2 separate regions of the Homo sapiens genome follow, and region 1 is linked to region 2. The links are chromatin contacts, found by Hi-C in ENCODE. All regions are on one chromosome and are shown on one strand. The core of a region is the stretch at or near the end of the contact, and the rest is flanking DNA. Distances in the headings are between cores, read along the strand shown. Region 1 overlaps NEMP2 (nuclear envelope integral membrane protein 2). Region 2 holds the start of AKAP19 (A-kinase anchoring protein 19).

The links. Hi-C counts contacts between places; a loop is a spot of excess contacts on that map. Pooled maps may share reads with other maps.
Region 1: a map of K562 shows a loop between it and region 2 (10-fold over the local background). The contact joins the enhancer-like site here to the promoter of AKAP19 in region 2. A Hi-C loop is called at or near these places in 2 of 168 maps with a recorded cell type or tissue (HepG2 and K562), 1 of 37 single-sample maps with no recorded cell type and 7 of 50 pooled maps.

What each region holds. Positions count from the first base shown.
Region 1 is chr2:190,506,690-190,512,017 of GRCh38, forward strand. It overlaps NEMP2 (nuclear envelope integral membrane protein 2), which reads right to left. Exons shown (of 9, transcript NM_001142645.2): 8 at 3,672-3,848; 9 at 1-2,623. The coding sequence ends at 2,500. Among named protein-coding and RNA genes, the nearest start is that of NEMP2, 25 kb to the right of the region's middle. Within about 2 kb of position 3,234, at least 2 of the 41 ENCODE cell types and tissues checked have a DNase peak (open chromatin) inside an H3K27ac peak, as active enhancers do.
Region 2 is chr2:190,178,088-190,184,170 of GRCh38, forward strand. It overlaps AKAP19 (A-kinase anchoring protein 19), which reads left to right and starts at 2,776. Exons shown (of 2, transcript NM_001042519.2): 1 at 2,776-3,022. RefSeq lists silencers at 2,132-2,231, 2,502-2,951 and an enhancer at 2,730-3,529.

The sequences.
Region 1 (5,328 bases), core at 1,984-4,483, 330 kb after region 2:
ACACTTGAATGATACGATTGTTTAAGCATAGCCACCTACACTATATCTCACCCACACATCTGGTGTCAAAGAGTTCAACTTGCTAACAACAGTAAGCTTTTGTAGGCACCAAGCATAAGCAGTAAAATAACAAAGGGATCTGTTAGGCTCCATAATTATACACCTATGGTGTGTGAGGCACAAAGCCAACTTCCAACCACCTGTGAAGGGCAGAGCCATTTTATTGAGTGGTCGTTTAAACTGTTCAAAGGCCTTTAAAAAGGGAGGAGGAGAGGAGACAGGAGGTGAGGGAGAAAGAGAAGGGAAGGGAGGAAAGAAAGGAGGGAAACATTTCTTGGAAGAGTTATCTGTACATTGCTTGATGGGGATTAGAATTGTGATCAGTACTATAATACACCCCCAAATCAAATGAAAACAACATAAATACACTAAAAATATCACAAGTAATGCTTCTAATTGTTTAGCTTCTCACAGTAGTCACAAAGCAGAAACTGACAAACCTATGATTTCCTCTAAAAATAAACATGGAAAACAATATCCTCAAGGACTGCTGTTGTTCTTCTCTCTTTGGCTGTTTTTACTGTGATGGTTACACCTGGCTAGCTGCCCATGAAGAGCTGCTTCCTTCCCTCAGCAGTACCTCTTCCCCCTGGCCCAGCGGCTGTCCTGGCTGGGATGTACCTGGCAGCCCCAGCAGATTGTTCATGTGTTATTTACTCATACGCATACGTTGTAGCACACAAACTGCTTCTTAGGAGACGAACTTGGTGAGCACAGGCACTGATACATCTGATACATTTATATCACCAATAAATATAATTTAAAAAAACAGATTAAACCATAAGAAAAATATTCAAACTTCTATTTACTCATAAAATAGTTACCATAAATCTGAATGGAAAATATATCCTTTGGTTTTTTAAAAATCCAAGTCTATATAAAGGCAGATTAACTTTAGTGGATATTACAAAAAAAAAAGTTCCCAGTATGAAAAGATGTCTGGCAAAAACAGACCTGTAAATACTTCAAAGAGGAACTATCATTTGAAAATCAATCTAGGAAGTTCCAGATGGATAGTCATGCTCTTTTTTCATGATTTAGAAAAACTACTTAATTTGGCTCAGGAAAGCAGCAGTGCCAAAATTCTGTCTATCCTTCGCCCATAACCTTTGTCCTGATAAAAAGATTATTTTTATGATCCCATCACAGGAAAAAAAGCCTGATTTTGATTCTCAGAATCAACTTAGCAACATCTTAACCCTGAGATTGTCTTGCCATGTTCAAATCTTTCCTCAGATCTATGTTTTGGCCTTCTTTCCTCAGGGTCAAAGCTCATAGCCCCTCATTTCAATCTGGAGTTTAATATCATGAATCAAGAAAAAAAATCATTTTATAAGAAATTGTTACAAACACCTATAGCTAAACAATTTTTTAAATGGATCAGTCAATTCAAAATATCACAAGAGCTTAAGTGCCTTCAATTTCAAAATACAAAAAAAGTAATCATAGTATCTAATCCTTACGTATGTATATAAAAATCTTACGTATGTATAAAAAACTTTAAAATGTCTTCAGAAACATTTCCCTTTATCACAGTTAAATAGCAAGTTGGCCATTATTGAAAAATAAAAAGTAAAGCCACCAACATTGTGAGGCCCATGGCTGTAGGGAGATGGCTCCTAAGCTTGCACCTGAAGATCTTGTCTACCTGAGTCAAAGGATACATCAGGGCTGGATTTCTACCAGTGCTGCATCTCAGTGTGGTCTTGCACAAGTTATTTAACCTCTCATGAGCTCAGTTCCACCACCATTAGCATTTTCCAAACGTGTTCCAAGGAATATTAATCTCATGAAAAAGAGTTCTGTGGTCAAATTAAGCAAGAAACTGCAGCACACAATTTCTCCCCTTTGGGAGATTCACAGTGCACACGAGCATTATGAATGCCTCTGAGAGATACTGAAATACATTAGTTTAACTTTATATCAATCTTAGTTGACCTCAGAATACCTTTATTGACCAACACTTGGTAGTAGCCTGTGAGCTGTACTTTGGAAAACACTGGTCCAGCATGTCTCAGGTCTCTTTAAGGACTTATACTGACGAACTATAGGAAGAGTATTGCAGAGTCTTCTGACACAGGTTCAGGGGATTAAGACCAGATTTAGTGCCCTGGTGTCGACAAAGCACCTGTTCATGCTTACTAGCCCCTTAAGAACAACGCCATTCCCCTGTTCCTAATGAAAGCCTTCATTCAAGGTAAGTGGTAGTGGCTGTCACAGAATTTTGGTATCCACCTACAGTACAATAAGTAGCAGAAGTCACCAAGAATGCTAAGTTATCTTCAAAATGGGTTGGTTTCCCTTTCCAGACTGACTTGTTTTTCTCCACAGCAAATGTTTTTGCCACCGTTCACTAGAACAGTTCTGCCTAACTTTAATAGAATCCCTGCCCTTTGCCCACTTCCTTGTCCAGAATGAAGTCAACTTGAAGGTCGCATGTCAGGCAGTACTCGGGTTAAAGAGCTGCTCTTCCAAGAAGGCACCCCCAAGGCCATACTGCTCTTCATGCAGACTGATTTCTTCAGGTGACAAGTGGCTTCCTCCAAGAACAAAGTCTGCAAATCTAACAAGTTTTTTGTTTTAAATAAAGTTAATGTTATCTCAGGAAGGTTTATTTGAAAGATAACATGTTCCCTTGCTATTTATCCCCTTTAATTAAATTTGACTTTGCATCAATACAGGGTGGCATTTACACAGTGGGTGTAAAAATGGGAATGGCTTATGTGATCCCTCTAAAAACAGCTATTCATGGAAAGGGCAGAGAATTAGGGCAGATATATAAGCACTAAGTAAGCCAAATGTACTCACTCCTGTTTTCTAATTCCTTCTTGTCTCTATTTTTTATTAGTTTGAATTTATTATTATTCATTATTTTGTTTCAAATACTTCCCCCTTCCATCTTTAATTTGAGGGCACTGTTATTTGGATAAAGTTATGAGGAAGAGAAAGCAATAAGGAAAAATTTTGGGACAGACGTCTTTCTTAGTGAACTTTAAAAATGATTTTCCAGCTGGGTGCGGTGGCTCATGCCTGTAATCCCAGCACTTTGGGAGGCCAAGGCAGGCAGATCACGAGGTCAGGAGTTAGAGACCAGCCTGACCAACATGGTGAAACCCCATCTCTACTGAAAATACAAAAATTAGCCGGGCATGGTGGCGCCCGCGCCTTGTAATCCCAGCTACTCAAGTGGCTGAGGCAGGAGAATTGCTTGAACCTGGCAGGCGGAGGTTGCAATGAGCTGAGATTGCACCATTGCACTCCAGCCTGGGTGACAGAGCAAGACTCCATCTAAAACAAAACAAAACAAAAAAGATTTTCCCCACCAATAGGGTGAGAAGCAGGTCACACATCCTATTCCACCTTCCCTTCGCATAGGGAAGTTATCTTTATAGCCTTCCCTATAAAACATCAGATAAATATTTATTCTGACATCAGCAGTTCTACTGTGCAAAGTCACAGTACTGAGAAAAGGGACCTCTGACAACTTCCACATCATCTGTTATCCAGGGAAACAGTCTATTTCTACCCTGAAGTGCCTGTACCAAACCATCATATTATTTTTTAAATCATTCTGAACTAAACTATGGTCCGAGCAGCAGAGCGGGACTTACTTGCTAGGAGTGTGGAGTCTGGAGACGACCAGCCATGAGGGAAAGTCGGGTTTTCGGCAGGCCCGGCGTAGCTCCTCCAGAGCACTGTTCGTTTCAGCATCAGCTTGCTCCCTGTACTCGTCTTCCGTAAGATATTTCACCACCAGCTCTTTTGATGTAAACCACTGCTCCATTTTCCTAAAACATGGCATGTGGTTGCAGGATTACTTCCTAATTCAATCCTTAAGATTTACAAAAATAGGCCAGGCTCGGTGGCTCACGCCTGTAATCCAGCATTTTGGGAGGCCTGGGGAGGCGGATCACGAGGTCAGGAGATTGAGACGGTCCTGGCTAACAAGGTGAAACACTGTCTCTACTAAAAATATAAAAAATTAGCTGAGCATGGTGGTGGTCGCCTGTAGTCCCAGCTACTTGGGAGGCTGAGGCAGGAGAATGGCGTGAACCTGGGAGGCAGAGGTTGCAGTAAGCCGAGATCGCGCCACTGCACTCCAGCCTGGGCGACAGAGGGAGACTCCGTCTCAAAAAAAAAAAAAAAAGATTTACAAAAATACATTTCTTAGATGGTAACAGTAATAATACTTCTTAACTTCCTCTATATCATATCTATACTTTTTTATTGCTGTTATCATGACTGAGGTATAGAGAACATGTAGTTTGGGCCTAATAGTGTATTTCCCCATTTCCTGGACTATCATAAATAATGTCCTAAGGTATTTGAGAATCAATTTCTGATACAGATGTTAATTGTATTTTTCTTCCTCGGTGATTTCTAATCACAGAGGCAATTAAAAGCTTGTTTTGTTTTGTTTTTTTATGCTTGGCCTGTTGATTTTCTTGGGCACTAATAGAAGCAAGCTTTTGAGATGTCCTTTTATGCAGACCCTCTAGAACACTGACCATTTACTCTCCACACCAAGAACCTGGGAGGATTTGTGGGATATCACTTCCACCTAGTGGTGGTGATTCTAATCCTAGAGAGAAAGAGCAAATATTGTACAAAATTTATAGTAATTTTTCCTGTATTACATGACGAGTGGATCATGATTAGAACTTTCTTTTTCCAACCAAGAAAATCCTAAATCTCATAAAATGTAGGAATCTAAAAATTTAGGAATCTAAGACTCTCATAAAAATAGTAACAATAATAAGGTTTTTAAAACATTTGTTTTATTTATTTTTTAAATTAAATTTAATTTTTTTTTTTTTTTTTTTGAGCCAGAGTCTCGCTCTGTTGCCCAGGCTGGAGTGCCGTGGCACAATCTCAGCTCACTGCAATGTCCACCTCTGGGATTCAAGCAATTCTCCTGCCTCACCCTCCTGAGTAGCTGGGATTACAGACGCACGCCACCACGCCCGGCTAATTTGTGTATTTTTTAGTAGAGATGGGGTTTCACCATGTTGGTCAGGCTGGTCTCAAACTCTTGACCTCATGATCCATCCACCTCAGCCTCCCAAACTGCTGGGATTACAGGCATGAGCCACTGCGCCCGGCCTAAAACATTTGTTTTATTTATAATGAGTTTTTAAAAATATTTTGAGGTGGTTTTAAATTTAACCAGAGATTTTGAAATATAAATGAGCATCAGAATTATTAGGATATATTTATATAATATATATTTAAGTATATATATATTTTTTCTTGAGGGTTAGGATTGAT
Region 2 (6,083 bases), core at 1,526-4,025:
GCCACCACCAGTTTGAGGAGTTCTTGGTTCCTGTTGCCTCTATCCTTGTTCAAGCCCAGGTGAGGACAGAGGGGCAGAAATGCTATGCCCTGACTCCCAGTTCTAGGCTGGGCAGCTGGGAGGAGAGCCAGCTTTCCCGAATCCCAGGGGCAGAGGGCGCCAAGTTCCCTCGACGCATCTTCCCTCCAAGTCTTACATGGCACCATCTTGACCAGAAGCATGGCCTGCAGTCCTGAGGAGAGAAGTCAAGGCTATTTTCCAGGCCCAACCTGCAAGTACCTGTTCACACTGGCCTGGACCTGAGAGAGGCCCCACAGAGAGGAGAGCAGAGAGGGCCACTCACAGAAGGGTGGTGGTGCGGTCTCCCCACCAGCCCCAGGCTTGTCCCTCCTGCTCTACTCTCTCCAGTGCACACCCATGAGGGCAGCCGGGCAGATGGCAGAGGCCACGGGCTAGGTCCTCCCTTAGTCATCCCTGCCAGACCTGACCTGGGTCTCCCCCACCAGCTTGGCCAGCCCTATGATGGCGAAGGAAGGGTCAGGCTCCAGCCTGGCAGGAGCAGCTTGGCTCGGTGTGTAGGCCTCGCTCCCTCATGGCCCGCTTCATCTGTAGACCAAAGGCTGGTCCAATTTGTTCTCAAACTGAGTGAAAGAAATTTTCAAGTTTATGGGTTTCTCTTCTGATGGAGGCCAGAGACTCTCACCCACTTTTTCTTTCCTTCTGACCTGGTAACTGGGAAGTAAAAAACACAAATTTCTAAGTGTCTCCTCTGCCTAGATCACATCAAGAACTGACGCCATCCCCTCAGTGTGGAACCCAGGGGTCTCCTAAGGATGATTCCAGCACTAGGTTGATAGAAGTTTAAAGCTGGGGAAGGAAGAGCACAAGAAAATTACATAACTTAAGTGAAGAACTAGGCCTAAAAGTGGAACCTTGCATTTGAGCATAATTATTTAGCATGGTGTGCCTGAAATATGTAGAACTGAATAATTTGTTTTATGTAAGTATAATCAATTTGTATACATTAAAATTGATACTGGCTGGGTGCGGTGGCTCACACCTGTAATCCCAGCACTTTGGGAAGCCAAGGCGGATGGATCACCTGAGGTCTGGGGTTCGGGATCAGCCTGGCAAACATGGTGAAACCCTGTCTCTACTAAAAATACAAAAATTAGCCTGGCATGGTGGCAGGCGCCTGTAATCTCAGCCACTCAGGAGCTGAGGCAGGAGAATCGCTTGAACCTGGGAGGTGGGGGTTGCAGTGAGCCAAGATTGCGCCATTGCACTCCAGCCTGGGCGACAAGAGCAAGACTCCATCTCAAAAAAAAGAAAAAAAAAATGATACTTATCAGAAAAATCAATTAATATAGGTATACTTACATTCTATGATTGTCAGGATGTACCAACTCCAATCCCATTAATCATACTAGCATGAAGAAAAATTACATTTCTGGGCCACTGGGTTTGTATATAACCTTAGCTAATTTAAGCCTGGATAAAAATAAGAATGCTTGATTCATTTAAAATCTGAGATTCTGGGATAGATTTTTGTGTAACTTAAACTTCTCAACTCTTCTGCAATCTAGGTTTATTTTTTACTATAATGTACCTTCAAAGAGCTAAGTCTCAGTTTATAGATTGTTAGTTTTTTAAGTTCCACTCTCTTTCGTTGTACTGCTGAACTCTGGGCCTCTGTGTCCTCATCTGTAATGTGGAGTCAAAATTATCACTAAGGTCCCTTCAAGCATGAATTTCGCATTGACTAATCCGTTGTAGAACACAAGGAAAATAATGGTTCTTTTGTAGTTCTCTTGGGACTTTTACTATTGCTAGAAATCATGCTGGGCAGATGCAGGCATCACATGGACTGTGCGGGGAAGTGTAACTCAATAATGGCCATGTTTTGAGGCAGTGGTATTCAATGCTTTAAAGAGTGAGAAAATGGCCTTTAGAGATACTTTGTTTGAAAGAGAAACACGCTTGGAAAATGTTCTTGAGTATTTCTGTATGGAAAAGTATAAAATGGATATGTCCTTTAAATGTTTAAGTACTTCCAACACTTTTGCTCTGCATACTCATGGTGCAAACGAGGTGGGAAGGGCGGAATCCCTGGCCTAGCTCTGCGAGAGTGGGGTTTCAGGTCAAAGCAGGTCTGGCAGCTCTGCCCGGCCCAAGCGCAGAACCCTTAGCTGGGAAGGCCGCGGCCAGGCTGCGGGGCCCCCTGCAGGCGGGCTCAGTGCCCCGGCCCAGCACCTGTTGTCCCAAGGCAGGCCCCGCGGGGGAGAGGCCTTGGAGGGCAGCGCCCCCTCTCACCAGGGCGGAGCTCAGGAGAGTTCGCAGCCCAGGGGGCCGAGACCAGGGGCAGGGCCAGCGAAATGCCTCGCTGGCTCTTACTTTCATTGACCTCTGCGATGCCTCGCTGGCTTCTGCTTTCATTGACCTTTGCGGGTCTGTTCCCGCTGCGGCGCCGGCAGCTGCTTGGTAGTTGCGGGGGGCGTGAGGGCGGTGGCCCAGACCAACCGGCTGGCAGCCCAGCTCCGCTCCGCCCGCCCCTGCCTCGGACCCTGCGCCTGAGGAAGTATCGAGGCAACCCTCTGCCACCCGAAGTTCGTGGGTCGCTCCCAGAGGGCGCGCCCTGGAGCCGAGCGCCCTTGGGCGGCCATCTGGAGGCCAGGTGCGGGCCGCGAACCCGCGAGGAGCGCGCGGCGGGCGCGGCGGCGACGGCAGGAGGAGGGGCCGGGAGCCCGGGCGCCGCCGAAGGACGCCCCGTCCTCCACATGCTGCCACTTGGCTGAGCCGGGCGCCGGCGAGAAGGCGGCGCCGCTGCCCTGGCAGCTGGACTGCACTTTGCCCCCGCCCGGCCTCAGCTGCCGCCCGCCCAGACGCCAGCAAGCCCCCCTCCCACGACAGGGCTGCTCCGGGAGCTTCGGAGACCCGCCCCGGGCCTGAGCGCAGGCTGCCTCCGGGACCCCACGGCTGTCCGGACGTGCCATGGGCGCGCAGCTGCCGGGCAACGTGTTGTGTAAGTGAACATCTGGGAGGTGGGTGACTGGTGAAGGGCGGGTGTCTGTCGGTCTTTGCTTGTCAGCTGTGCCTTTTAGATTTTTCAATGGCAGAAACCCATGAGTTACAGGAGGCTTTAATTAAACGAGACCGTTCTCAGCCAGCTGCCGTGGATAGAGCCTCACATCTCCGTCCCCTAATCGAGAAGAGTTAGCCCCTACCCCTTCAATTTTGTTCTGGGCTTCCCAGTGAAAGGTATCTCATTATGAGTTGCAATTCCACCCTGCTGCCTACCTGAAGAGTGAGTGAAGATTTTCAGGTAAGAGATTTGCCCGTGAACATTGCATTGATATGCCAAGCTGTCAGGCTTGTGCTCTGAATGGCATATCATGAGCAAAGTATTAGCTCTCGTGCTCTTTGGAGCTGTGGGAGGCTGAATATTGAGGTGAAATGATGCAAATAAGAAATTAAGAGGAGTAGACGGGTAAGATCCTTTAGCCATGAGTTAAGGGGTCAAAGAAGCAAAGCGGAACAATTGGAGTTGTCTCTCTTGTCTCTGGTCTGACACCAGCCCTTCCCCTATCCTTTAGGGAATTAGGTTAACATAAAATTGTAAACTAGTAAATGTTCTTATCAAAGACCATCTTTTTAGGATCTAGTGTATGTGGCAGCTCTCTCAGGGAAATTTTTAGATAAGAATTCGGAGGAATAGGGAATCTACTTTTATTATGACAAAGTATAAATCAAACCAAGATCAACAGTTGGCTATTCCTTTTTCCCTTTGGATGAGGCTGTTTTCAAACACCTAACATGGCTATCATAAATAGATGGCAAATAACATTATTTAGGCATTCTGCTTTCAAGCAGAATGGTCTGGAAGAATAATTTCAGTTTTTAATTTTGTTTTGCCATTAAACAAAAATTATAATCATTACTTATTTAGGTCCACACAATGTTGTAACAAAAGGATGCTTTAAAATTGTAGACCAACCTCCAATCCATTTTATTATCTCCTCTGTAGCACTCCTGACAGGCCAGCCACATTTTGATTGAACACTTCAGTGACAGGAAGCTCATTACATTTTGACGGGTTCCTCCTTTTCTGTTGTTAGCAAGGCCTTGTTTACGCTGAACTGACAATCACTTAGGAAGCAGTACCTGTTTCTCATTAGTCCTACCTGGCCAATAGCGCTCCAACTGTGAACTTAGAAACAAGATTTTTCTGCAAAAAGGATCTGAAACTTTAGTCAGTCTGAAAAGGGTCCATGACCCAAAAATAGTTAAGAAATGAAAGGTCTAAAGTGATACAAAATAATATTTTTGTCTCCTTTGCTTGACAGCCTTTCAGATCCCTGAGCCTCAGTTTCTCATCTGTAAAATGGGAATAATATACTTTGTCTAACCCTAGGGTTACTGTGAGGATTAAATTAATAATATTAATAAAGTACTTAGTAGAGGTGCCTAGGAGTCAGTAAATGTTAGTTATCTTCAATAAATACTAGTTTTTATGTTTCCTTCCTTACCTAAGACCCCTCTCTGTGCTAAAGATCCTTAGCCCAAAATTGAATTCAATAAGTCAGTTTAACCCAAACAGTGCAGGGTGCAATGAGCTGCCATCTTCAAATAAAATAATCTATTGCTTAATTGGCATTTGTAGTAAATACTCAGAAGTTGACTAAAAACCTCACCTCCATACCCCGTGTGCTTTGCTGTCAAGCAAAGGAGACAAAAATAAAGGTAGGCTTTATTAATTTTTAAATTATGCAGTTAAGCATTTCTTGAATCTGAATTTCTTTTTTCTCTTGGCTTGTATTACTTAAAGCCTCTGTATGGTTTGCAGTTTGTTAGATAGACGTTTTAATCTTATGTCATTCATCATGTTAATTCTACTTTTCAGTTTTGTGTCACCTACACATTTGCTGAGTTTATTCACCAGACATTCAAGTCACTGATAATAGATAGGACAAGTCCTTTTACTGTGACCGTGGTACCTCTAGAAACCTGTGGCACAGTAGGAATGGTCCTGGATTTTTGGAGGCTGGTTTTGGAGTCTGGCCCTGATACCTATTAGCTTTGTGACCTTGAGAAACTTCAGTATCAATAAAATGAGGTAACATCTGCCTTTCAGGGTGGTTGTTAAAATTCAAAGTATTGAAAGTGCCAAGTACGATAATGGCTGGAAATCTAGTTGGCCTTCAGTAGATTTTGCTTGAACTAATGAATTCGCTGGACTCAGCCCTTTCTTATCAAACTATTCTAGTCCATAGAGCAGTCTTCTCCATAAGGACATTATGAGAAAAATGTCTTGCTGAAAAGTAAAGATCTTGCATATTCCCTGATCTACCACAAAAGTAAATAACATTAGTTTAAAAATGAATGATTCTTAGCAAATTGTTAGTTCCTAGAAATCCGCAGTCTTTTCCTCCACCCCTCATTTTTCCTTGTTTAATGTTTAAGTTTCGAATTTTGCCAGAGATAGATGTCAAACTATTAGTCTGTAAAGTCTAGGAATTCTAATTCTTTCTTTTAATTTTGAATATTAAAAATAAAAACACTGGGGGAAAAAAGTTCTGTTTGAATCTCTAGTCTCTTGAGACTGCCCTTCTTCTCCATGTTTTTATAGAGGTTGTCAGAATAGTTCTGTGCTGACATCTGCAGGTTCTTTTGGTACCCTGGAATATAATTCACCAGAATGTGAAGGCATGGACTATTTTAAAATGACCTCTTCTGCTTGCACCTTAGTTCTCTCTTAGTGAGGTTTCCATACTTTCCAGCTTGAAAATCATTTGCTTTTAAGGGAGCAAAATGTTGCTGAGCAGTTTTGTTTTCTTTCTCATTAGAATACGCTATCTATCCTTGGATTTGAGAATTTTAAAATGAGCCTTTCTTACTATACTTTCCATATAGTAAGTATACTATGCACAACATGCACTAAGTCGGTGGTTGAGAAGTAGAACCACTCATGGTGTTATAATGTTAAAAGTTTTGGCAGTAGTAAATAACTCTAATCAGTATCTCACATGGGAAGAGCCTTGTATTTTAAGAATGAATTTATTCCTTGTAAGTTAAAAGTTGTGAAA